Linked DNA regions of Homo sapiens: all the other regions are linked to region 3. A link is a contact called in ENCODE Hi-C or POLR2A ChIA-PET data. All regions are on one chromosome and are shown on one strand. Each heading gives the region's core, a stretch centred on a gene start or an enhancer-like site at or near the end of the contact. The rest is flanking DNA. Distances are from core to core; before and after follow the strand shown. Region 1 overlaps KCNJ6-AS1 (KCNJ6 antisense RNA 1). Region 2 holds the start of RIPPLY3 (ripply transcriptional repressor 3). Region 3 holds the start of VPS26C (VPS26 endosomal protein sorting factor C). Region 4 overlaps KCNJ6 (potassium inwardly rectifying channel subfamily J member 6).

What was found. Hi-C counts contacts between places; a loop is a spot of excess contacts on that map. ChIA-PET counts read pairs that join two places held with the same protein, here RNA polymerase II (POLR2A). Pooled maps may share reads with other maps.
Region 1: a loop to region 3 is called in a pooled map, with 3 times the contacts of the local background. The contact joins the enhancer-like site here to the promoter of VPS26C in region 3. A Hi-C loop is called at or near these places in 1 of 168 maps with a recorded cell type or tissue (sigmoid colon) and 4 of 50 pooled maps. POLR2A ChIA-PET finds 5 or more read pairs at or near these places in 4 of 52 experiments (BJ, PC-9, activated B cell and 1 more).
Region 2: a pooled map shows a loop between it and region 3 (7-fold over the local background). The contact joins the promoter of RIPPLY3 here to the promoter of VPS26C in region 3. A Hi-C loop is called at or near these places in 1 of 168 maps with a recorded cell type or tissue (prostate gland), 7 of 37 single-sample maps with no recorded cell type and 9 of 50 pooled maps. POLR2A ChIA-PET finds 5 or more read pairs at or near these places in 2 of 52 experiments (WTC11 and activated B cell).
Region 4: a pooled map shows a loop between it and region 3 (2.6-fold over the local background). The contact joins the enhancer-like site here to the promoter of VPS26C in region 3. A Hi-C loop is called at or near these places in 4 of 37 single-sample maps with no recorded cell type and 6 of 50 pooled maps.

The regions. Positions count from the first base shown.
Region 1 is chr21:37,532,017-37,534,716 of GRCh38, forward strand. All of the region lies in intron 1 of KCNJ6-AS1 (KCNJ6 antisense RNA 1), which reads left to right. Among named protein-coding and RNA genes, the nearest start is that of KCNJ6-AS1, 15 kb to the left of the region's middle. RefSeq lists enhancers at 1,043-1,272, 1,383-1,432. Within about 2 kb of position 1,420, at least 3 of the 41 ENCODE cell types and tissues checked have a DNase peak (open chromatin) inside an H3K27ac peak, as active enhancers do; they include PC-9, where a contact is called at or near this core.
Region 2 is chr21:37,005,317-37,008,016 of GRCh38, forward strand. RIPPLY3 (ripply transcriptional repressor 3) reads left to right here and starts at 1,386. Exons shown (of 4, transcript NM_018962.3): 1 at 1,386-1,560. The coding sequence starts at 1,457. RefSeq lists an enhancer at 727-1,227 and a silencer at 1,451-1,560.
Region 3 is chr21:37,265,884-37,268,583 of GRCh38, forward strand. VPS26C (VPS26 endosomal protein sorting factor C) reads right to left here and starts at 1,451. Exons shown (of 8, transcript NM_006052.2): 1 at 1,355-1,451. The coding sequence starts at 1,411. RefSeq lists silencers at 1,047-1,356, 2,097-2,256 and an enhancer at 1,497-1,556.
Region 4 is chr21:37,630,467-37,633,166 of GRCh38, forward strand. All of the region lies in intron 3 of KCNJ6 (potassium inwardly rectifying channel subfamily J member 6), which reads right to left. All of the region lies in intron 1 of KCNJ6-AS1 (KCNJ6 antisense RNA 1), which reads left to right. Among named protein-coding and RNA genes, the nearest start is that of KCNJ6-AS1, 110 kb to the left of the region's middle. Within about 2 kb of position 1,310, at least 3 of the 41 ENCODE cell types and tissues checked have a DNase peak (open chromatin) inside an H3K27ac peak, as active enhancers do.

The sequences.
Region 1 (2,700 bases), core at 170-2,669, 270 kb after region 3:
AAATAGTTTCTGACTGTGATGAGAAGGAAAAGGCAACATGCTTCCCAAACTAAGAGTATTTGAAGACTTTTTGAGTTCCTGTAATAATATACCAACTTCGCTTAGATTTAACAATTGTTTTTTGCTGAAACGTGGTATTTCCAAATTACTTCAGTCTGCATCTCTAAAAAATGACATTGTCTTGCTTATCCATTAATACCATTATCACACCTTAAAGAGAATTAAAATCATTCCTTACTGGTGTCAAACACTTGATCCGTATTCAGTGTTCCCATTGTCCCCAAAATATTTTACTGCCAGTTTGTTCAAACCAGGATTCAATTAGGGTCCACGTGTTGTGTTTAGTTCGTTTCTTACCTCTCCTTAGATCTAGAACAGTTTGCTCTCTGTATTTTGGGTAAAAGAAAAATGTTCCCCAGCACTTTAGGAGGCCAAGGTGGCTGGATCACCTGAGGTCAGGAGTTCGAGACCAGCCTGGCCAACATGGTGAAACCCTGTCTCTACTAAAAATACAAAAATTAGCCAGGCTTGGTGGCGGGCACCTGTAATCCCAGCTACTTGGGAGGCTGAGGTGGGAGAATCGCTTGAACCCGGGAGGTGGAGGTTGTAGTAAGCCGAGATTGCACCACTGCACTCCAGCCTTGGCAACAAGAGTGAAACTCCATCTCAAAAAAGAAAAGAAAAGTCTTCCCCAGTCTAATGTTTTTAATGGTTTCATATTTTTCACGTAAATCTTTGATCCATTTGGAATTTATCCTATTATTATATATTGTGAGGCATGGATTCAATTTTATATTTTCCCAAATGGCTGGCTGGTTGTTCCAACACCACTTATTAAAAAGTTCATCTTTCCCCCATCTTAGTTAAAGATTCACATTGATCACTTATCATATGATAACTGTCGTGATTACTTGGGTCTTCTTCTGAACCTTCTAATGTGCTGTGTTGGTTTGTAAACCTCTGCACATGCCACTCCTACCTGGCTTCAGTTACAGAGGCTTCTGGGCCGTTTCAATACTTAGCAGGCAGGTGCACCTCATTTCATCACGTTTCTCTTCGGGGTTTTCCTGCTTACCCTTGCTTTTATTCACACACACACATATATATACACACACACACGTATACAAGTATATATAATTAACTGGAGTTGGGGGAATTAGCTGATAAGAGAACTGGCTAAACAATGTAGGAATCACCAATGCACCCAGCAGTCACTACACCTGGAACTGATCCTGAGCACCCAACGAAGGGCCACTCCTACCCGCACCCCTCTGCTAAGACCCAGACCTCGTGGAGAGGGCTGCCGTCATGACTCATTCATGGGAGAGGGTGTGATCGTGACTCACTGGACGACAGAGGAGCTTGCTGAGGTGCTTCCCCAGCAAGACGTGACTGAAACCCACCCTCTGCTGTGGGAATTGGCCCCCGGGGAGGTGCCACGTCTCAGAGCTCCCTGCTGGCTGCCTCGGGCAGTGCTGCAGAAGTCCCTGGGGGGGAACCTGTCTGGCTGCAGGCTCTCCAGCACTGCTCGTGGGAGGGTGATTGGCAGGTGTCCCATGGTCAGTGCTGTGCTGTGCAGTCACTAGGGTATGTGCCCAGGTAAATCCATCCGTGGGTGTTTCTCCTGCTGGCACTGGCTGGAAGCCACCCAGGGCTGGGGCTGTGCCATGGAGGCCGCTCATGGGGGGACTCACTGCTGGAATGCCCAGGAAGCAATCCAGGGAGAAGCGACCAGCCCGCAGGACTGAGAGGCACTGATACCAAGTGAACTGAATTAATAATATGGGTGAAGTGTTCGTTTCATTTTTTTTGAGAGGGAAAATAAAGATTCTTGGTTTCATTCTAACTACCTACTCACTTGCCAAATTGTTAGGGGGACTAGTGGCACTCTTAGTGTAGACTCTCAAAAACAGCTCAAGGATATTAAAGGACCTATTTTAAATGTAAAATTTGACCCGTTTTTTAAAACTTATATTTGTAGGTTCAGGGGTACGTGTGCAGGTTTGTTATATAGGTAAACTCATGTCATGGGCGTTTGATGTACAGATTATTTTGGCACCCAGGTATTAAGCCCAATGCCCAATAGTTATGTTTTCTGCTCCTCTCCCTCCTCCACTCTCGGGTAGGTCCCAGTGTCTGTTGTTCCCCTTTGTGTTCATGAAAACTTGATCAGTTTTGATGTATGTATACCCTTATGTCATCACACCACTATCAGAATGTCAATTTCATCTCCCCAAAAACTCCCTGTTCCCATTTCTGGTCCATCTTTCTCTCTGTCCCATTCCTAGGCAACCACTGATCTACTCGTAGCATTTTCGATTGGTTAAAATAATATAGGAAAATCAATGCCTGAGAATAGCGAGAAAAGCACAAGGAAGAAGAGCAATTAGGGGTGGGGCGACTTGCTTCACCAGATGTTGGAATATTCTTTGAAGCCACTGCAGTCTGATCAGTACGGTGTAGGTGCAGGAAGAGACAACTGGATTGGAGGAAGGACAGACCGGTTGAGACACAGCCCACTGCCTAGGAAGGGGACTGTGAAACAAGGAGCAGTTCTATCAGAGGCAGTCTGACAGGGGCCACCATGCATGGATACTTCTTTTAATGTGGTAGGGGCATGATTCAAGGATTGGCAGGATCCGAAGAGGAACAGGGTGGGCAGCTTCAGAGGAGGTAGCACTTGAGAAGGGTTTGGCATGA
Region 2 (2,700 bases), core at 136-2,635, 260 kb before region 3:
ACTGCAACCTCCGCCTCCCAGATTCAAGCCATTCTCCTGCCTCAGCCTCCCAAGTAGCTGGGATTACAGGAGCCTGCCACCACGCCCGGCTAATTTTTTTATTTTTAGTAGAGACGGGTTTCACCATATTGGCCAGACTGATCTCGAACTCCTGACTTCAAGTGATCCATCCACCTGCCTCGGTCTCCCAAAGTGCTGGGATTACAGGTGAGAACCACCGCGCCTGGCCTAGTTCTTCGATTTTTTAACATCCATCACAGTAACTTAAATTATATAAAGTAACTACCCCTGAGGAGCCCGGGGTAGTTGAAGGCCCTCCAGCGCCTTCGGTGTTCTGTCGCAGTGCTCTACGTGTGAAACCGCTTTCTCCCACCCTGGCCGTGCGCTGGTGATGGTGGCAGCGGCGCTCCAGCGACGCCCGGGGAAGTGTCCCCAGGGTCGGGCAAGGTCGCTTCTGCTGGTCGGGAGGCCCTTTCTAAGCCTGGCTGGGGCTAACCGAAGGAGAAGCCCGCCGCTCCAGGCTTTATTAAAAATTCGCATTCTTTCCAAGGCCGCCATCGGTGGGAAGGGTGCGCTCGTAGCACCCCTCTTGCTCGGTTCCATTCCTGGCCTTCTGTCTCCTGGAAGGGTCGCCGCGCCCCACCCCACCCGCTTCGCCACGGGTTCGAGCCCTGGCGTCGGGGCGTCCGGGAGCCCACTGTCCAGCACCGAAGGCAAGGCCGGTGCACGCGGACCCGAGGATTCGGTAGATGTCCCCGAAGACCCGCTGCCGCTCTAAGGCGGTGGAAGCGAGATTCTCCGGAAACCCAGGGAATCCGATGCTCGCACAGGACCAAAGCCCGAGGCCGCGGGGACCACAGAGGGACGGAGAAGCCGGGACTCCTCACATCCCACATCCGGCAGGGGAAGCCCAGCAGGTGAGCGCAGGTCCCCCCAGTCCCCGAGGGAGTGCGCCCGACGGAAACGCCCCTAGCCCGCGGGCCTCGCTTTCCTCTCCCGGGTTCCTGGGTCACTTCCCGCTGTCTCCAGCCCGAGCTCGTGGCCCCAATCCCTGGTACCTCCATCCTCTGGTCACCCCTTCTCTGGTGCCCCCTCCCCGACTTTTCTTTGTCCCGTCCCCACCCTTGCCCGGGCCTGCCGGACCCCCCTCCTTGACACCCGGCGCCACCTCCTTGAGCTTTTCTCGTCTCCTCCCCATCCCCGGCTCCCTGGTCCCCTCCCGGAACTTCTCTGGTCCCCTCCGCTCCTCCGACCCGGGCTTTTCCTTCGTACCCTGCGGCCCCCTCCGCACCCCTCACGGAGCTCCTCGGGTCCTGCCCCCTCCCAGCGCTTGCCCGCGCCGCCCCGCCCCCGTTTTTAAACCTGGCGCGCGGGTAGGTGAGCGCGTTAGCCCGAGTGGATCTAGGCGCGCTCGTAGGCCGGCGCCGCAGCAAGGGGCGCGGGCTCCGCCGGCACCATGGAGCCCGAAGCGGCGGCCGGAGCCCGGAAGGCGCGGGGGCGCGGCTGTCACTGCCCCGGGGACGCTCCCTGGAGGCCTCCGCCACCGCGCGGGCCGGAGAGGTGAGGGTGGCCCCGCGCCCCGGTGGACGCGCTGAGAGGCGTGCGCGGTGGCGGTGCGGGGAGCGCAGCGAGCGGGAGGCTGGGGCGCTGCTGAACCCCCGATCCCCAGCGGAGCTCCGGAGCTCGACGGCGACGCCAAGCAAGCTCCTGAGCCGGCAGCCGGGTTCCCGGGAGGGGCGCTCAGTTCTCCGGTTCCAACGCACAGCTCTGAAGTGCGGAGGCCCAGGATGTAGCTGGCCAGGAAAGGGGCCGACGCTTCCGTGTAGAGGAGATCTCAGTTAGCCAGCCGGGGACACTGCAGTCTCGGGCTCCTAAGCCAGCCTTGCAAAGGCAATCTCTCACCTTGCTACTTTCTCGGTAGCCGTTTCTGTTGTCCCTGGATTGGGGGCTCGGCGTTCGCTGTCCCTGGGCACCAACCCTTTTAAAGACAGTAACGTTGTAGGAAATCAAATTAGCCAGGGAGGTAGGGAAGGGACCGGGTAGGCCGGATGGGCCAGGTAGCCAGGCAGGAGAAAGATTCCCTCTTTTTTTTTTTTTTTTTTTTTTTTTTGAGACAGGGTCTCACTGTGTCGCCCAGGCTGGAGTGCAATGGCGTGATCTCGGCTCACGGGAACCTCCGCCTCCCGGGTTCAAGCGATTTTCCTGCCTCAGCCTCCTGAGTAGCAGGGATTACACGCGCCTGCCACCACGCCCGGCTAATTTTTGTATTTTTAGTAGAGACTGGGTTTCGCCATGTTGGCCAGGCTGGTCTCGAACTCCTGACCTCGAGTGATCCAGTAACCTCAGCCTCCCAAAGTGCTGGGATTACAGGTGTGAGCCACCGCGCCCAGCCCCCTTTTTTTGTTTGTTTGTTTTTCATCCTACAACTCTGTAAAATCATCTCTGTAGAATCAATCTCCTTCCGTGACCAAGGTGGTGTGATTGAAATTAACCGGGGACAAAGTAGACAGCTATAGTTGGGGAACCCCGAATTGAACAATTCAGCCAGGATTTGCAGGGAGAGAAATCTCTCAACTAATGGGTTCCCTGATAATTGTGTGAGATTCGGGACCTCCCTTCTCAAAGCTTAACTGGAGACAGAGAACTGGGGACGTAGCAGGAGAGAAAAAACACAAATGACAGTAATTTATCCACAGCCCT
Region 3 (2,700 bases), core at 201-2,700:
TCTCCATTATAAAGGTAGCTTTTTCTCTTTTTTTTTTTTTTTTTTTTTTTTTGAGACGGGGTCTCACTCTGTTGCCCAGGCTGGAGTGCAGTGGCACAATCTCGTCTCACTGCAGCCTCCGCCTCCCGGGTTCCAGCGATTTTTCTGCCTCAGCCTCCCTGGTAGCTTGGATTAGAGGCGTCCGCCACCACGCCCGGTTAATTTTTGTATTTTTAGTAGAGACCAGGTTTCACCATGTTGGCCAGGCTGGTCTCGAACTCCTGACCTCAGGTGATCCGCCCGCCTCGGCCTCCCAAAGTGCTGGTAATACAAGCGTGAGCCACCGCGCGGGCCAGATTTTTCCCTTTGTAATTAACCATCAAGGGGATGACCATTTGAGCTTGTGTAAATAAGAGCAGGCTTCCCTAGTTGTCTTTTGCCCAAAAGTTTTAGCATCCATCCAAGACCTTTGTCTGAAATTCTGTCCCTTTTGAGATTACTTTGCATTAATATGACCAACCACTGCGATCAATTTTATTCCAAAGAGTGTTGGGGCTGTGATTTCAACCCTAGCTGCACATATATCACCGGTATCGCTGGGAGTGGAACCCAAGCAATCATATTTTAAAATTCTCCAGGATGACTGATTCTGATGTAGAGTAAGGGTTGAGATTCCCCGAGTTAGAGGAACCTTACAACACCCTCATTTGCAAATAAGGACACTGAGGCCCAAGGAGGTTAAATGACTGGCCAATGTCACAAAACCTGTTAATGGCATAGTCAAGATTTTACTTTTTTATACTTGCATTTTAATAGCCATTCCTTTGTGTCAGTCGAAGAATAAAACCAGAAAAAGCAGTAACTTTCGTAGTATGTTAGTATGTTGTTAAAAGTGACTACCATCTAATATATGCTGCCGCCAGACATACCCATTTCTGCTTCCAAGGTTTGTTTTAGCTTTCGTTCATTAGACCTTTGCGGTCACCTTAGGAGAGAGGGAAAGGGGAGTTTGGTCGTCAACTCCTCCGCCCTCAGCGCTCACTGAGGGAGCTCAAGCCTGAGAACCCAACACCGCCGGGTGTTCAAGGGGCCAGATGGGAAGAGCGCAGCCCCGGAGCTGGGCGCCTGCCCTGCACGTCCCGCAGATGCGGCGGCGGCGCCTGCCCTGGGGCCTCCTCGCAGGGCAGCCAGCCTCGCGCGGGAAGCACCTGGCGGGGACGCACCTGGCGGGAACGCACCCACCTTGGCGGAGACGCACCTGGCGGGACAGCCCTGCCCCGCCTAGGGACGCGGGACGTGCGCAGAGCGATGGAGACAGCGGAACCTGCAGACCCGCCCAACCCCACCTCCATCCCCACCCCCAGCCCCCACTTACCCCGGCGTGATAAACTTTATTCGCTCTTTTAATCTTGATGTCCAGGGCGGTCCCCATCTCCAATTCTCCGCAGCAGCCGCCACTTCCGGCTGCGCGTGACCCCAGGGAAACAAGGGGCGCCTCCCCGCTTCGTTCTGGGCCCCGCCCCTTTCCCTCTCTGCCGGCAGTGGCTCACGTGACCTCGCAGCGGCGTCGCACACACTCCCTAGCTCCGAGGGGCGAATGCCCACGCCTTCCTCCTTCCGGCACAAGAGCCGGCCTTAGTGCGGGCCGAAGCGCTGTCACGGTTCACCCCGCCCCCTCTGGGCGTGAAAGACGGGGCCAAGCTAGCCCCACCCCTTCCGTAGGGACAGTCTTACGCCGGAAATGCTCCTTTGCTGTCCGGGTTAGCGGAGGGAGGGAGGAACGGCTCTCCCCGCGTGCCCCGCGGCTGGAGGCGGAGCCGAGCCTGTCTGTCGGTTGCAGCCTGCGCAGGAAGGATGACGCTCCCGTCAGGCTGTGCGGCGCAGACGGTCGCCCAATGGAGTTGTCTTTCAGGAGGTTTTAACTTGGTAATGCCTGCCCTCCTCAAATGTCCTTAGTCTCCTCAACTCTAGCCCTCCACCGCTTTCTCCCTGGGGTTCTGAAGAGCCGGCGCCCCCTTGTCTGTCTGCGGCCAGGCGCCGCACCCTGCCCTTCCCGCGGGAGCGGTTCCGGTCACCCTCAGGGGTGCGGCCCCTGCGTGCTAGTCCTGCAAAGCGCTGATTGGCCGGCGGCTCGGTTGCCTCGCGTCCCAGCGCCAGCTGGGCCTAGGGCCAAGGTCTCGGGAAGCGCCGGGTGACCTCGCTCCTCTCGGAGCCGCGGGCGCTGGGTCACCCGCCAGCCGGGCTCCGCGGGCCGCGAGGGATTGTGGGTGTTCCCCAGGCGCGTGTCCTGGAACCGGGTGTTAAATATTCAGATCCGTGCGCCCCGCGTGAAGGGTGGAAAGGCACGGCCCCCAGGCTCTGGGGCTTGGAGATTGGTTGCAAATGAAAGACTGAAAGCTGGAGTGAATCTGCCTATTATTTTTATTCCCAGCAACAGCTGACCCCAGATACAGTTTGTGGGGGTGGGGGGCGTTACTGCAGGGCAGGGCAGTGCACTGTTAACGTACTTCGTTTATTGAGTTAAAATCTCTTGTAAATGTTATAAATGAGGATTTTGCCAATAAGCAGAAGGTCAAATTTCATTTTGACAAATGATTTAATTAAATAATGCGGTGAAAAGTGCTTTTTGTTTAAATTCTTTGCTTTTTGTTTAAATTCTTTGATTCTGATCATTATTTTTTAAAGTGCATTGCTTTTGGGATAACATCAGAAACTATCTGT
Region 4 (2,700 bases), core at 60-2,559, 360 kb after region 3:
AACAGCTTAATATTGTTCGTTGGCCATGTCTGAATTTATTATTAAATAAAAAGATGGCTTGTGAGTCATTAGAAAAGAAAGTGGGAGATTTCTGCTTCCATCATCATGTCAGTCTGCATATGAAGGACCCTTAGCTAAGATATAACACAATGCTGGAAAATTACAAAATGTCTTACCTTTCGTTTTATGTATTTGACAAGTAAAAATTATACATATTGATGGTGTACATGATATTTTGATATACGTGTATGTTGTGAAAAGGCTAAGTCTAGCTAATTAACATAGCCATTACCTCACACACTTATTTTTTTGTTGTGAGAACATTTAAAATCTACTCTTAGCAATTTTTGGGTATATAATGCATTGTTGTTAATGGTAGTTGCCATTTGCATTTCTATTTTTGTGACAGTGCTTGTCCTCTCCTTTATCTTGAATGCCCTTCCCATAGTAAAATGCTGCTCATCTTTCAAGAGCTAACTAATGTGTGGTCTCCTTTCCAAAGCACATTGTGACCAACCAGTCTCTTGCTGGAACTATCGAGTTCCAGGCCACCATAACACTTCAGTGACCTATCACAGCACTTATCAGAGTGTTTTACAGCAGTTATATGTGTCTGTTTTCCTTGCTGAATTGTGAATGCCCTGAGGATCTATTGGTCTTATTTCCATATTCCTTAGCATTTAGCACAGTGCTTCAACATTGGAGGTTCCCAGCAAGTACTTATGGTTAAGTGAAAAGAGTAGACTTAGAGAACCATACAGAAACAGCTTAATATCGTTCATTGGCCATGTCTGAAATGTATTATTAATGTTAAATAAAAAGATTGCTTGTGAGTCATTAGAAAAGAAAGTGGGAGATTACTGCTTCCAGCGTCATGTCTGTCTGCAGATGAAGGACCCTCAGCTAAAATATAATACAATGCTGGAAAAGTACAAAATTCATAATTTGAATTAAACCTGAGTTCAATAAAAGCAAGAGATGAGCCTTCTGGGGCTGGTGAAGAGGGAATAACACGCCTATTCCTTCCCACCAAGTATAGTTGAGGCCTCTGGACAATGTACAAAATGAAACCACCTGAAGACTCTAGAAAGTTCACAATAGCAGGACGATTGGAGAAGGGAGTCAAAACTTGAGGAATGAATCGTCTGAGGATAAATTTTTCTGCCTTCCTCTTTTATTTTCTGGCTTTAACCTGAGAGTGGCCCCAGTGTAGAACTGGGGCCCCAATGCAGAACAAGTGCTGGCAAGAAAATCTCAGAGAGAAACCCTGCCTTTCTAACCGGAGGACCAGGAAAAGGTGCTGCTGTGAGTCAGAGACGGGAGTGGGAATCCCCGTTAATTGAGTGTGAGGACTTCCCCACCAGCCCTGAGTGCAGCCTTTGTCCTCAGCTGCTCTGCAGTGCAGCGGTGACACAGGTGCCAAAAACTGAGAGAGAGCCTGTCTTTTTGGACCGAGTATTGGGAAAGGGGAATTCCAGGGACCAGAGTTTGTGGCTGCATTTTCCTCTTTCCTCTGACTGCTTTACCCTAAGAGTGGCCCCGATTGTGTAAAACAATGCAGCAGCCCAGGTGGCTCAAATGCTGAGCAAGTCTTGGCTTTAGAGAAAGAAGTATCAGAAAAGGAGGCCCGGGAGCTGAAAGTGGGGGCCGACCGGGGGGAGGGGTGGATCTCACAGAGGAGAGAACTGGAGAAGAGGATTTCCAGATTCTGTGTATGAATTGATATAATCGTGAGCTTTGCATGCACAGGACGGAAAACAATAAGAAAAGATGAACTTAAAAATTACCTCGTTTTGGAATATATGACCACACTTCTAAATGTCAAAGAAGAAACCATAATGGAAATTTGATAGTACTTAGGACTGAGTGATATTGAAATTCTAAATATAAAAATTAAAGGGCATATAGAAAGTAAGAAAAATTTATATGCCTAAATGCATATATTAGAAAACAAGAAAGTCTGAACATTAATGTTTAGAATATTCAACTGAAGACATTAGGAAATGAACAACAGAATTAATTCACGGGAAATAGGCAACAAAGATCATTGTATAAATTAATAAAATATAAAACAAGTCAACCACAGTGAGAATCAATAAAGGCAAAAGTTGTTTTTTGAAAAGTCTAGTAAAATAGACAAATCTCTGATCAGACTGGCCAAGTAAAAGGTGTAGAAGGCAAAAATAAATGGCATTGGGAACTCAAAGGTATACATAACTTTAGAAACAGCAGAGACTGAAAACACAAAAGGAGATTATAATAACTTAAAAATATAGACGAAATGGACAATTTTCTAAATCATATAAATTACCAATACTTATTTAAGTAAAAATAAAAAGCAGAGATACCTTATAACCAATTATGAAATTGAGCCAGTGATTAAAAACTTGCCATAAAGAAATTACAAAGCCCAGACAATCTTAAAGATGAGTTCAATGAAATATTCTAGGAAGAAATCATGATAATTTTACATAAACTCTCCTAGGAAATAGAAGAATCATTTCCTAACTCATTCTATAAGGCAAATAATCTTGATAATAAAGTCATAAATATAGTACAAGAAAGAGAGAAAAAAAGGGAGAACACAAGCCCATATTATTCACTTGTGTAGCTACAAGAATCCTAGAAGAAATATTAGCAAACCAAATCTAACAGTTTAGAAAAAAAGACACCATGATCAAGTTGGGTTTATTCCAAGGA